Regions from separate parts of the Homo sapiens genome. Here region 2 is linked to region 1. A link is a contact called in ENCODE Hi-C or POLR2A ChIA-PET data. All regions are on one chromosome and are shown on one strand. Each heading gives the region's core, a stretch centred on a gene start or an enhancer-like site at or near the end of the contact. The rest is flanking DNA. Distances are from core to core; before and after follow the strand shown. Region 1 holds the start of LOC105376426 (a long non-coding RNA gene). Region 2 holds the start of DCLRE1C (DNA cross-link repair 1C).

Region 1 (5,361 bases), core at 1,973-4,472:
CTATACGCTTTTTAAAAAATTAATTTCCATAGGTTTTTGGGGAACAGGCGGTATTTGGTTAATTAGTTCCTTAGTGGTGATTTATGAGATTTTGGTGTGCCCATCCCCTGAGCAGTGTACACTGAACCCACCTAATGGGTTTGATCAAGGGGCCCTGCATTTCCATTTTGCACTGGGCCCTGCTCATTGTGGACTTGATCCTGGCCTTAGGTCCTGGCATGTACTGGTGCTGGCAGGCTCTGTGGGGTAAGGTGCCTGCCAGCCTAATGGGCAGGCCTGGGAGGTGGAACCCTCAAGCCCTCCAAGAGAAGGAAAGAAAGCAGAACCAGGTGTGAGCACGCTTGAGAAAACCCCTGTGCCTTTCATGGGAAGCCCCCCTCCCCACCCGATGAAGAACCCCAGAGCAGAATGCTCCGAGGGGTTGTTTCCCTGGCAACTCCTGTCTCCCCCATTCCATGCAAAATAAAACACAAACCAAGCTTTGCTTTAAGTGCTCCCTGATGCAGTTCAGCGTGGAGAACTGCGCGTCTGCCAAAGAGCCCGAACAAAACCATCTGGACTCTGCTGCATGGCCCCGTCTGTGGCTGCTGTAGCTGCCCGTGGGAAGGCCCTGCCTCCAGCTTCTGCCCTTGGCTGCGAACCATGGAGTCCCGGCTCCCAGGCCTATCCCCGGGATGATGCACTAGACATTTTTGTGGCAGGGTGCAGAACAATGGATTCCCCCTGATGCTTGCTTTAAGCATGAATTTTTGTTTTGCAAATGCAATCCTGGGAAGGAAGGGTAAGAGTAAAGTGAAGGGATGGGTGGTTTTCAGGATCAGATTGTTGCGTTGAGACATTAGAAGGGCCCAGGAATGGGCTGGGTATGGTGGCTCATGCCTGGAATCCCAGCACTTTGGGAGGCTGAGGTGGGCAGATCACTTGAGGTCAGGAGCTTGAGACCAGCCTGGGCCAACATAGCAAAACTCCGTCTCTGCGAAAAATACAAAATTTAGCTGGGTGTAGTGGTGGGCACCTGTAGTCCCAGCTACTTGGGAGGCTGAGACAAGAGAATCACTAGAACCCGGGAGGCAGAGGTTGCAGTGAGCCAGGATCATGCCACTGTACTCCAGCCTGGGCGACACAGCAAGGCTCCTTCTTAAAACAAACACAAAAACAAAAGGGTCCCAGGAACAGAAGAGAAGGTGTGCATGTCAGAACAGTAGCCTGATCTGACTTCTCTTCACTTAGGAGGGAGGGGGTGAGCTAGGGAGCAGGAATATGAAGGCAGTAGGGACCAGGAGGGTGGAAGCAGCTGCCCCTTGCCCAGGGCCGGGGTGCAGCTTGCTGGAAAAGCATCATTTTCTTCATGGGGTCTGGGGCATTTCTGCCCATGGGCCCTTGAGGCTTAGAAGTCCTGCCTGTTAAATACCTCACTCTGAGGCTGGCAGAGCAAACACAACAATCAAATCAACAAACAGGAGATGCTCCACCTTGCCTCCCCTTTGTAAACAGGGTAAGGTGGGCTCTGACTGAGCTGGTTTCGGGGCAGCCCCGATGGTCTGCGCCACCTCAGGGGAGCCTCCCGAGCTTGCGCTGGCTCAGTGCAGCCGTCATAACCCACCACCATGTAAAGCTGCCAACACACTCTGCCTCTCCGCATAAAAACACAGCAGGCACCCATAATGATCATCAGGATGACTGGGCCGGTTCCCTTAGGGATTTGTGTAACGCCTATGGCCAATTATATCCAAGGAGCTAATTAAAAAGCTAAAATACTTAGTTCTACCAATAATCAAAGAATGTATTAATTCATACCTATTAAATCAAGGGGTTTCTAGTGCACGTCACTTAAGCATCTTTAAAAAGCCCTGCAAACATCGTTCCTTTGATCTTTTGGCATCCCTCAAGAAGATCAAGTGGGAAATTTACTTCTTGGGTGAAACAAGGCCCAGAGAAATTAAGGAAAACTGCCTAAGGCCACACAGCAAGTAAGTGAAGGAACCAGAAATAGAAGTCAAGGGCACCTGGTCCATTACTCTAACCTCTAACTATGTTGCTTTCCCCAGGAGTCCACCAATTAGTGGGAACAGCTCTTACTGACTAATGGATGGTTAACTTTACAAGTGGAATGATTTTTACAAATGAGCTACAATATGACTGTAAGTAGAAAGTAAAAAAGCAAATCTTTTTCATCCTGCACCATGGCCTGGCTTTCCTTTTATACGGTAAATGATAACAAGTATTCTTTCCTTCTATCCTTGGAGTCCTGGCTTCCTCTAGTTTTCTATACAGCAATGCTTCAATACTCAGTAGCTTTCAATACTCAATGCTTTCCATACTCCAAAGACTAAAACACAACGACAACTGTGATGAAGGACAGCCTGGGCCAGGCATGGTAGCTCACGCTTGTAATCCCAACACTTTGGGAGGCCAAGGTTGGGGGATCACTTGAGGTCAGGAGCTCGAGACCAGCCTTGTCAACATGGTGAAATCCTATCTCTACTAAAAATTAGCCAGGTGTAGTGGCACGCGCCTGTAATCCTAACTACTCCGGAGGCTGAGGCAGGAGAATCGCTTGTACCCAGGAGACGGAGGTTGCAGTGAGCCGAGATCTTACCACTGCACTCCAGCCTGGGCAACACAGTGAGACTCCATTTCAAAAAAAAAAAAAGAGCAACAACAAAAAAAACAGCCTGGATGATCTGGACTTGCGTGAAACAAAACTTAGAGGAAACCACCAAGTAGTGGCTTCCTTGAGACTATGTCTGTCCCTGTTGTTGGGACTGGCTGATACTGGATGTGGATTCTTAGTTTCTGACCTAGACTTGCCGTGACTCCCAATGCGATCACAGGTCCTCCACTTCCCTGTTCTGGGCCTCAGTATCTTCATGTATGAAAACAGGAGGTGGGAAACACTTATCCACGGAGTGCAAACAAAAGTGGGTAATAAATACTGCCTTTGAGACCTGAATGCAACAGGGTCCACTCTAAGTACTTAATGAGCAGGGACCAGTTACTGGTTTCTATTAGATGGCCTGCTGGATTCCCACATCCTGTATTTAGCTGAAGGCTGGGGCAGAGGAAGGGGCTTTGGCTCCACTGGACTTCCTCCCCAGCCAGCATTTATGGAGAGCTGGGACTGCATGTGGAGTGGTGGGCAAGCTCCCAGGACGATGTGGAAATAGACGCTTGAGAGGAAGCTCAGTCTAGTGGCTCTGATGCTTGACTAGGACTTTGGAGAACCTCGTCTTCCCCCGCTGCCCCTGAGGCTGAGTCACCAAGCTTCTTAATGATCTCCCTATGAGTAACTTCCTGTTTCATCCAGGGGGGCTATTACACAGAATCACAGCAGCCATCTGGTCCACCTCCTCCTTGCACAGATAAAGTAACCCCAGTAGAGAGAGGTTAAGGGATTGGCAGAGGTTAAATAAGTAATTGATGATGGGACCCACATCTTGTGACTTCTGGTCCTGGGCTCTTTCTAACACACCATGAAGCTCTGACAATGAACGAGAACAAAGTTGTTTCAAGCTTCTTGTTCTGAGTCTCTATATAAGAAGAATTAGACTCATGGACAGGAATAATCTCCAAGCTCAGAAGAAAACATACAAACTGAAAAACTCACTTCCTTATTTCATTTCTGCCCTTTTTACTTTCTAGAGCAGACTGGCACTTGCAAATCTTTAGACGGATTTACATTTTCAGCAAATACAAATGAGTTGTTTCACATCTAGAGGGCTGCAGGGCAAAAGAAAGGAGTCACTGAACCCGAATCAGATGGAATTTAAAATGTGAGAGCACCCAGAAAGCTCCAAACCTGTGCTCTCAGAGGACTGGATCCCATGTGCCCTGGTAAGGTTTTGCTATTGGAGCACAGCCGGTTCTAAGGGGCAACAGAAGTAGGTATATATACACATATATATAATATATATACATATATGTAATATATATACACATATATATAATATATATACATATATGTAATATATATACACATATATATAATATATATACATATATGTAATATATATACATATATAATATATACATATATGTAATATATATACATATATAATATATACATATATGTAATACACACACATATATAATATATACATATATGTAATATACATATATAATATACATATATAATATACATATATAAAATATACATATATATATATATATATATATATATATATATAAAATATACTTTTTTTTTGAGACACAGTCTCACTCTATCCTCCAGGCTGGAGTGCAGTGGCACGTTCTCAGCTCACTGCAACCTCTGCTGCCTCCCGGGTTCAAGTGATTCTCTTGTCTCAGCCTCCCAAGTAGCTGGGATTACAGGCTCCCACCAACATGCCCAGTTAATTTTTGTATTTTTAGTAGAGACGGGGTTTCATCATGTTGGCCAGGCTGGTCTCGAACTCCTGACCTCAGGTGATCCACTCGCCTTGGCTTCCTAAAGTGCTAGGATTATAGGTGTGAGCCAACATCCTGGCCCAGGTATATGTTTTTAGTGGGTTGAAATCATATGTCAGAGGTTTTTTTTTTTCTATCAGTTTTTTAGGCATTCAATATATTTTACTTTTTACAAAAAAAGAAGACAGAGGCAAGGCCCTTGGGTTTCAGGCAGCATTGAATTCCCATTCCCTTTCCAACCATTCATGTAGTAGTCTTCTACTTTGTACTGGACTGTTCTCATAGGCAAGAGGAAACACATGGTGCCTAATACATGTTTATATTTGTAGCGAGCTTACAATCTACTTGGGAAGACAAGACATACATAAAGTAGCTGTATTCATGCTACAGGAACCCATGATTCCTATAGCCAGAGATGGAAACCATCTCTGGTTTCTGTACCAGGCTTTACAAACTCTATAGAAGTGCCGCACTGCAGGCTGGGCATGGTGGCTCATGCCTGTAATCCCAGCACTTTGGGAGGCAGAGGTGGGCCCATCGTGAGGTCAGAAGTTCAAGACCAGCCTGGCCAACATGGTGAACCTCTGTCTCTACTAAAAATACAAAAAATTAGCTGGGCGTGGTGGCTCACGCCTGTAGTCCCAGCTATTCGGGAGGCTGAGGCAAGAGAATCACTTGAACCCAGGAGGCAGAGGTTGCAGTGAGCGGAGATCATGCCACTGCACTCCAGCCTGGGCGACAGAGGAAGACTCCGTCTCAAAAATAAAAAATTAAAAAAAAAAATTAGAAGTGCCGCGCTGCCTCATTCACATATATCTCATGCTTTTGTCTCAAATAATCAGTATTCATGACTCTTGTTTACTCTTGATTGTTTTGGTTTTCATTTTTAGGAGCAAGAACCCTGGGTGGGAGGTCAGGAGCCCTCAGTTCTAGCTCTGACTTTGTAGAGCCCTC
Region 2 (5,203 bases), core at 1,741-4,240, 1.2 Mb after region 1:
TGGTAGCTCACACCTGTCATCCCAGCACTTTGGGAGGCTGAGGTGAGTGGATCACCTGCACCCAGGAGTTCGATACCAGCCTGGGCAACATGGGGAAATCCTGTCTCTCTATAAAAAATAGAAAAATTAGCCAGGCATGATGGTGCATGTCTGTAATCCCAACTACTCAGGTGGGAGTACTTGCTGAGGTGGGAGGATTGGTTGAGTCCAGGAGGTGAAGGCTGCAGTGAGCCGAGATCGCACCACTGCACTCCAGCCTGGGTGACAGAGCAAAACCCTGTCTCAAAAAAAAAAAAAAAAAAAAAAAAAAAAAAAAGGAAGTGATGTGGATGGGTTTCCATGCATTTTTTCTAGCAAAAGAGTCCATACAGTTTCTCATGTTTGAGCTGCTATCACAAGATACCATAGATACCATAGTTGGCCTTCACACCAGCGCTGTAAGGAAAGGTAGTGTTTTGGTTGCCTTCAACACCAAAAAGGTATTTCTCACAGTTCAGGAAGCTGGGAAGATCAAGATGCGGGGCGATTTGGTTTCTGGAGAGGGCACTTTTCCTAACTTACAGACAGCCGCCTTCTCACTATGCACTCACATGGCTTTCCTAGGCCCCGCATGAGGACAGAGCGCCCTCTCTCTTCCTTCTCTTGTAAGGAAACTAATCCTATCAGAGTAGGACACCACGGTAGGACCCCACTTAAACTTATTTTCCTCCTAAAAGCCCCAGCCCCAAATACAGTCGCTTTGGGGGTTAGGGCTTCAACATATGAATTTTGTGGAGATAGTCCATATCATAATCAAAGAAGCCTGTGTCCCAAAAAGGTGAAAAGCCAACAGAAGGCAATGTGAGAAACCTCCAAAAGCAGAAGTTGTGTTTTCACCCTTGATGAGTTTATGTCCTGGTTGACTAAGCAGATCCACATGTGGTCAGAGAACAGAAAAAGTTGTTATAGACTGTTCAACAGTAGGGAAGAGTCCATTTCTGGCTTAATGCACAAACTTATGATGATTTCAAATTCCTTTAGATTTATTATTTCTCCAAACTCAGCCATCCTAAACACGAAGTGCAAGTTTCGGAAGTATACTTTAATCCTGGCTAGCCCATTTTGAGTTCAGAGACTCCAGTGCGGCTCTACACAAAAAGTAAAAATAGGCATATCCTCGTCCAGCAGTGGATTCTCAATGAAAAACAAAACCAGAAATGTGTCAGGCACAGCGGCTCACACCTGTAATCCTAACACTTTGGGAGGCTGAGGTGGGTGGATCTACCTGAGGCCAGGAGTTCGAGACCAGCCTGGCCAACATGGTGAAACATCATCTCTACTAAAAACACAAAAATTACCTGGGTGTGGTGGTGCGTGCCTGTAACTCCAGCTACTTGGGAGGCTGAGGCACGAGAATCGCTTGAACCCAGGAGGCGGAGGTTGCAGTGAACAGAGATCACGCCACTGCACTCCAGCCTGGTGATGGAGACTCCACCTCAAAATAATAATAAAAATACAAACATTAGCTAGGCATGGTGGCTGACTCCTGTAGTCCCAACTACTTGAGCAGAGAGCATGTGCCACACTGTACTCCAGCCTGGGCGACAAAGGGAGACCCTGTCTCCAAAAAAAAGAAAAAGAAGAAGGAGATGCTCAAAGACGTGCACGATGCGAATACGGCAACGCACGAGAAGAGGTCCAGATTTTCCCATTAAAGAGAAATCACTGGTGGCTTTGTGGAAAAAAAAAGCAGAGACATTTCGCAGAAGCAGTAACTTCAACGATTTATAGTCCAAGTGATTGATTCCACACACAAAACAACATAGCTGGCCTTCACACCAACCCTGTGAGGAAAGGCTGTGTTTGGATACCTGTAATTTACTTTAAAATACTTTCCTACTGCGCAGGTACAGATAGGTTTGTTACGCTGATTGACTCCACAGGGTAGTGGGAGCTTCCTGCTCCAGCACGCTGCAAGGCCACACAGCAGGAGGCAGCAACTCCAGTGATTCCGTTTATCATTTTCTCCAATTAACACTAATGGCTGGGCGAATTAGCACAATGAGCATTAAAACTGTTTTCCCTGGTAAAAGTTAGTGACTTGTTAGCACAATAGAAGTGAAAATGAACAATGGTTGTCAAGTTAGCGGTATTTAAACTCTGGAACTTAGCTCCAATCTCTGCTTGGAGCATCAGCGACACTCTAACCTTAATCCCTAAATCGGCCCAGCTGTGAAAGGATCCAGCTGTGAAATCATAGTAGCTTTTCAGGTTGCCTGATACCATCTAGAAGGGAAACATCCCTCCAACCTAAACTAGAACGAAACTTTCATATTGGATACGGACAGAACACCCAAAGGCCAAGGAGCTTGCACTTCGTGGAGCTCTTAGGCGGGCTGTTCCACAGTTGTGTGTGTGTCTGAGTCTCCTGCTTGCTGACCAATGTTTGAGGGTGTGGTCAAATGGATCTGAAACTTGTTTTCTTCATACATGGTAGCGAGGCTCTGAGGGAAGTACTAACCCTCGCCAATCTCTGATCATCGGCCACCAGCAAAGCTACCAAGAGAAACTACTAGCAGTGCTTGACCAAGCCGGCCCGGGGCGCAACTGGCAGGCGCCGTTACGCCGCGTTGACCACATCCGAAAATAGATGAAGCCTTTGAGAGGCTGAAGAGCCCGACTGGGACAAGGCGTGTGCTGGCCGCCCCCTCGCTGGCTTCCCACAGGCTGCAGCTCCTTGCTCCAGGGCCGGCCCCCTCCTGTCCTCTCTCCAGCCCCCAGCGCCCCGGGAGCGGGCGACGCGCAGCCCTCACTCACCTTTGTGGCAGTGGGACAGGAAGTAGGCGCGGGCCCTCAGGTTCTCCCTATCGAAGCGGTCTATGGAGATAGTTGGATACTCGGCCATCTGCCCCTCGAAAGAACTCATAGCGCCGCCGATCCCAGAGTCCGGGACCCCAAAACCGCAGCTGAAGCCAAGGCCAGCCCTGACCGCGCCGCCACTTCCGGGAAGCCGCGCGCTGCCTCGCCATTGGGCGGCCGAACGCAGCCACGTCCAATCAGAGGAGTCCGGAGACCGGGGGCAAAGTCAAGGAGCATCCGGTCGGGTTCTAGGCGCCCGCTGCTTGGGTTTAAATCACCCGCGCTTCGCTGCACGCGATGGGCCCTGAGCCCTGCCCAGTGCAAGGCTCATTCCCGCCCAACAAACACAGGTGTTGCTCTGGTAAGGCGTTGCCCATGTCTGTGGAGGTGCAGTCGCGGGAAGGGAAATCGAAACTCCCAGAGCAGGTGGCCCCAGCCGACGAGGTGAGTGGGCTGCGGAACTGCGCTTAGAAATCATTCTTCGTTCCGCTTCCTGCTTGTCTGCTGCTAGCCTGAAACCCGAGCTCAGTTCCCCGCCCTCTCTCTTCTGTTCCCAATTTCTAACCTTGTGGGATTACCGTGAGGGTTGTATGAGAAAGTTTGTATCTGACTCATGGTAGATTCAGGAACTATTAATTCCCTCTTCCGTTTATATAATCTACAAACTGAATAAATCATCTCTGCGTGATCTTGGGGCAAATAAGATCCCAATAATGCCTTCGCTGCTGGCCTCTCCCCTGGGCCCCCACCTTTTTGAGCTATACTTTTAGGAAGTTAGAATGATGTACTTAAAAAAAGAAAAATGGCAGGAAAGGTCTAAAATTTTTTAACAACCAAAGCAACTTTATGAAAAGGTTTGTTAAACCTTTTATTGTATTTCCTTTATTGTATTACAATAAACCAAATAATCACCATGACATTTATTGTGCTCCTTCCTATCAAATCTCCTTAGTATAATTAAACACAAACAACCCAGAACACTTTCGCTTTATTTTATTTATTTATTCAGTTGGGGTCTAGTTCTATCGCCCAGGCTGGAGTGCAGTGGCGTGATTTCGGCTCTCTGCAACCTCCGCCTCCCGGGTTCAGGCGATTCTCCTGCCTCAGCCTCCAGAGTAGCTGGGACTACAGGCACGCGCCGCCACGCCTGGCTCATTTTTATATTTTTAGCAGAGACGGGGTTTCACCACGTTGACCAGGCTGGTCTCGAGCTCCTGGCCTCATGCGATCCGCTCGCCTCGGCCTCCCAAAGTGCTGGGTGAGCCATTGTACCTGGCTTTCCAGGCCTCCATAACACTTGAAGTCCCACTTTGTGCACAGCACTGTGACAAACCTTCGGGTAGCATTCAATCTATCTGGCGACAACATGTTTGCAGAATATGGCAAATAAATGCTTCCACAGAGACGCAAGGTAACGTGAGAACAAATCCAGGAACAAAGATTTCTGACCAGGGAAATCAGGAATCAGAATGCCATCCCAGCCCACCTCAGTGGCTCATGCCTGTAATCCCAGCACTTTGGAGGGCTGAGGCAGGTGATCACCTGAGGTCAGGAGTTCAGGACCAGCCTGGACAACATGGTGAAACCCCATCTCTACTAAAAATACAAAAATCGGCCGGGCATGGTGGCACACATCTCCAGCTACTCGGGAGGCCGAGGCAGGAGAATCACTTGAACCTGGGAGGCGGAGGTTGCAGTGAGCCTAGATCATGCCAGTTCACTCCAGCCTGGGCAACAGAGAGAGACTCTGTCTCAAAAAAACAAAACAAAACAGAATGACATCCCTAGTGAATGTCAGCTTGTGCCTGTAGCCATGATACTCAGAGTTCTATTCAAATACAGATTTCCATGAAATCTTGAGGAGGGGGAGGAGGGGTGACATGGAAAGGTATACACAACATAATCACTAATTGAGGTAAAATATCCTGCTAGTATACTACTGGCAACACCTTTGATGGTTTGTCTTAGAACACATGGGAACAACTGCCCTGGCAGGGTTATGGAGACCTAACAACAAATTCTGCTGTGAGTCTAGTGTCCGAAGAATCTCACGGTAGAGCTCCAGGAAAGGCAGGTCAAGTTAATGCTCGTGATCTTATGTATTTGCTCACTTATTTATCTCCTCCTCTTTCCACAATGGATACAGTACAAACAAAGGGAAATAGAGTCAGGACAAAGAGAAAGACAGGATAGAAAATAGGCAAGATAGGTAAGCATAGCCCAGACCAAACCTAGTGAATCAGAAACTCTGGGAGAGTGGGGCCTGGCAGTTTGCAGCTTAACACACCTTCTAGGTGATTCTGATGGACCCTAAAGTTTGAGAACCACTGGATTCGAGTCTAAAGAACATTCAGGGCCAGTGTGG

What was found. A loop is a pair of places that touch in the nucleus more often than their neighbours do. ChIA-PET counts read pairs that join two places held with the same protein, here RNA polymerase II (POLR2A). Pooled maps may share reads with other maps.
Region 2: a loop to region 1 is called in a pooled map, with 5 times the contacts of the local background. The contact joins the promoter of DCLRE1C here to the enhancer-like site in region 1. A Hi-C loop is called at or near these places in 1 of 37 single-sample maps with no recorded cell type and 2 of 50 pooled maps. POLR2A ChIA-PET finds 5 or more read pairs at or near these places in 1 of 52 experiments (activated CD8-positive, alpha-beta T cell).

Annotation. Positions count from the first base shown.
Region 1 is chr10:13,709,874-13,715,234 of GRCh38, forward strand. The region is part of intron 12 of FRMD4A (FERM domain containing 4A); the gene reads right to left. LOC105376426 (a long non-coding RNA gene) reads left to right here and starts at 615. Exons shown (of 4, transcript XR_001747371.2): 1 at 615-781; 2 at 2,049-2,141. RefSeq lists enhancers at 1,831-2,697, 2,698-3,562. Within about 2 kb of position 3,223, at least 13 of the 41 ENCODE cell types and tissues checked have a DNase peak (open chromatin) inside an H3K27ac peak, as active enhancers do.
Region 2 is chr10:14,951,106-14,956,308 of GRCh38, forward strand. It overlaps DCLRE1C (DNA cross-link repair 1C), which reads right to left and starts at 2,991. Exons shown (of 14, transcript NM_001033855.3): 1 at 2,797-2,991. The coding sequence starts at 2,905. It also overlaps a transcript of MEIG1 not described here. RefSeq lists enhancers at 1,628-2,356, 2,357-3,084 and a silencer at 3,103-3,182.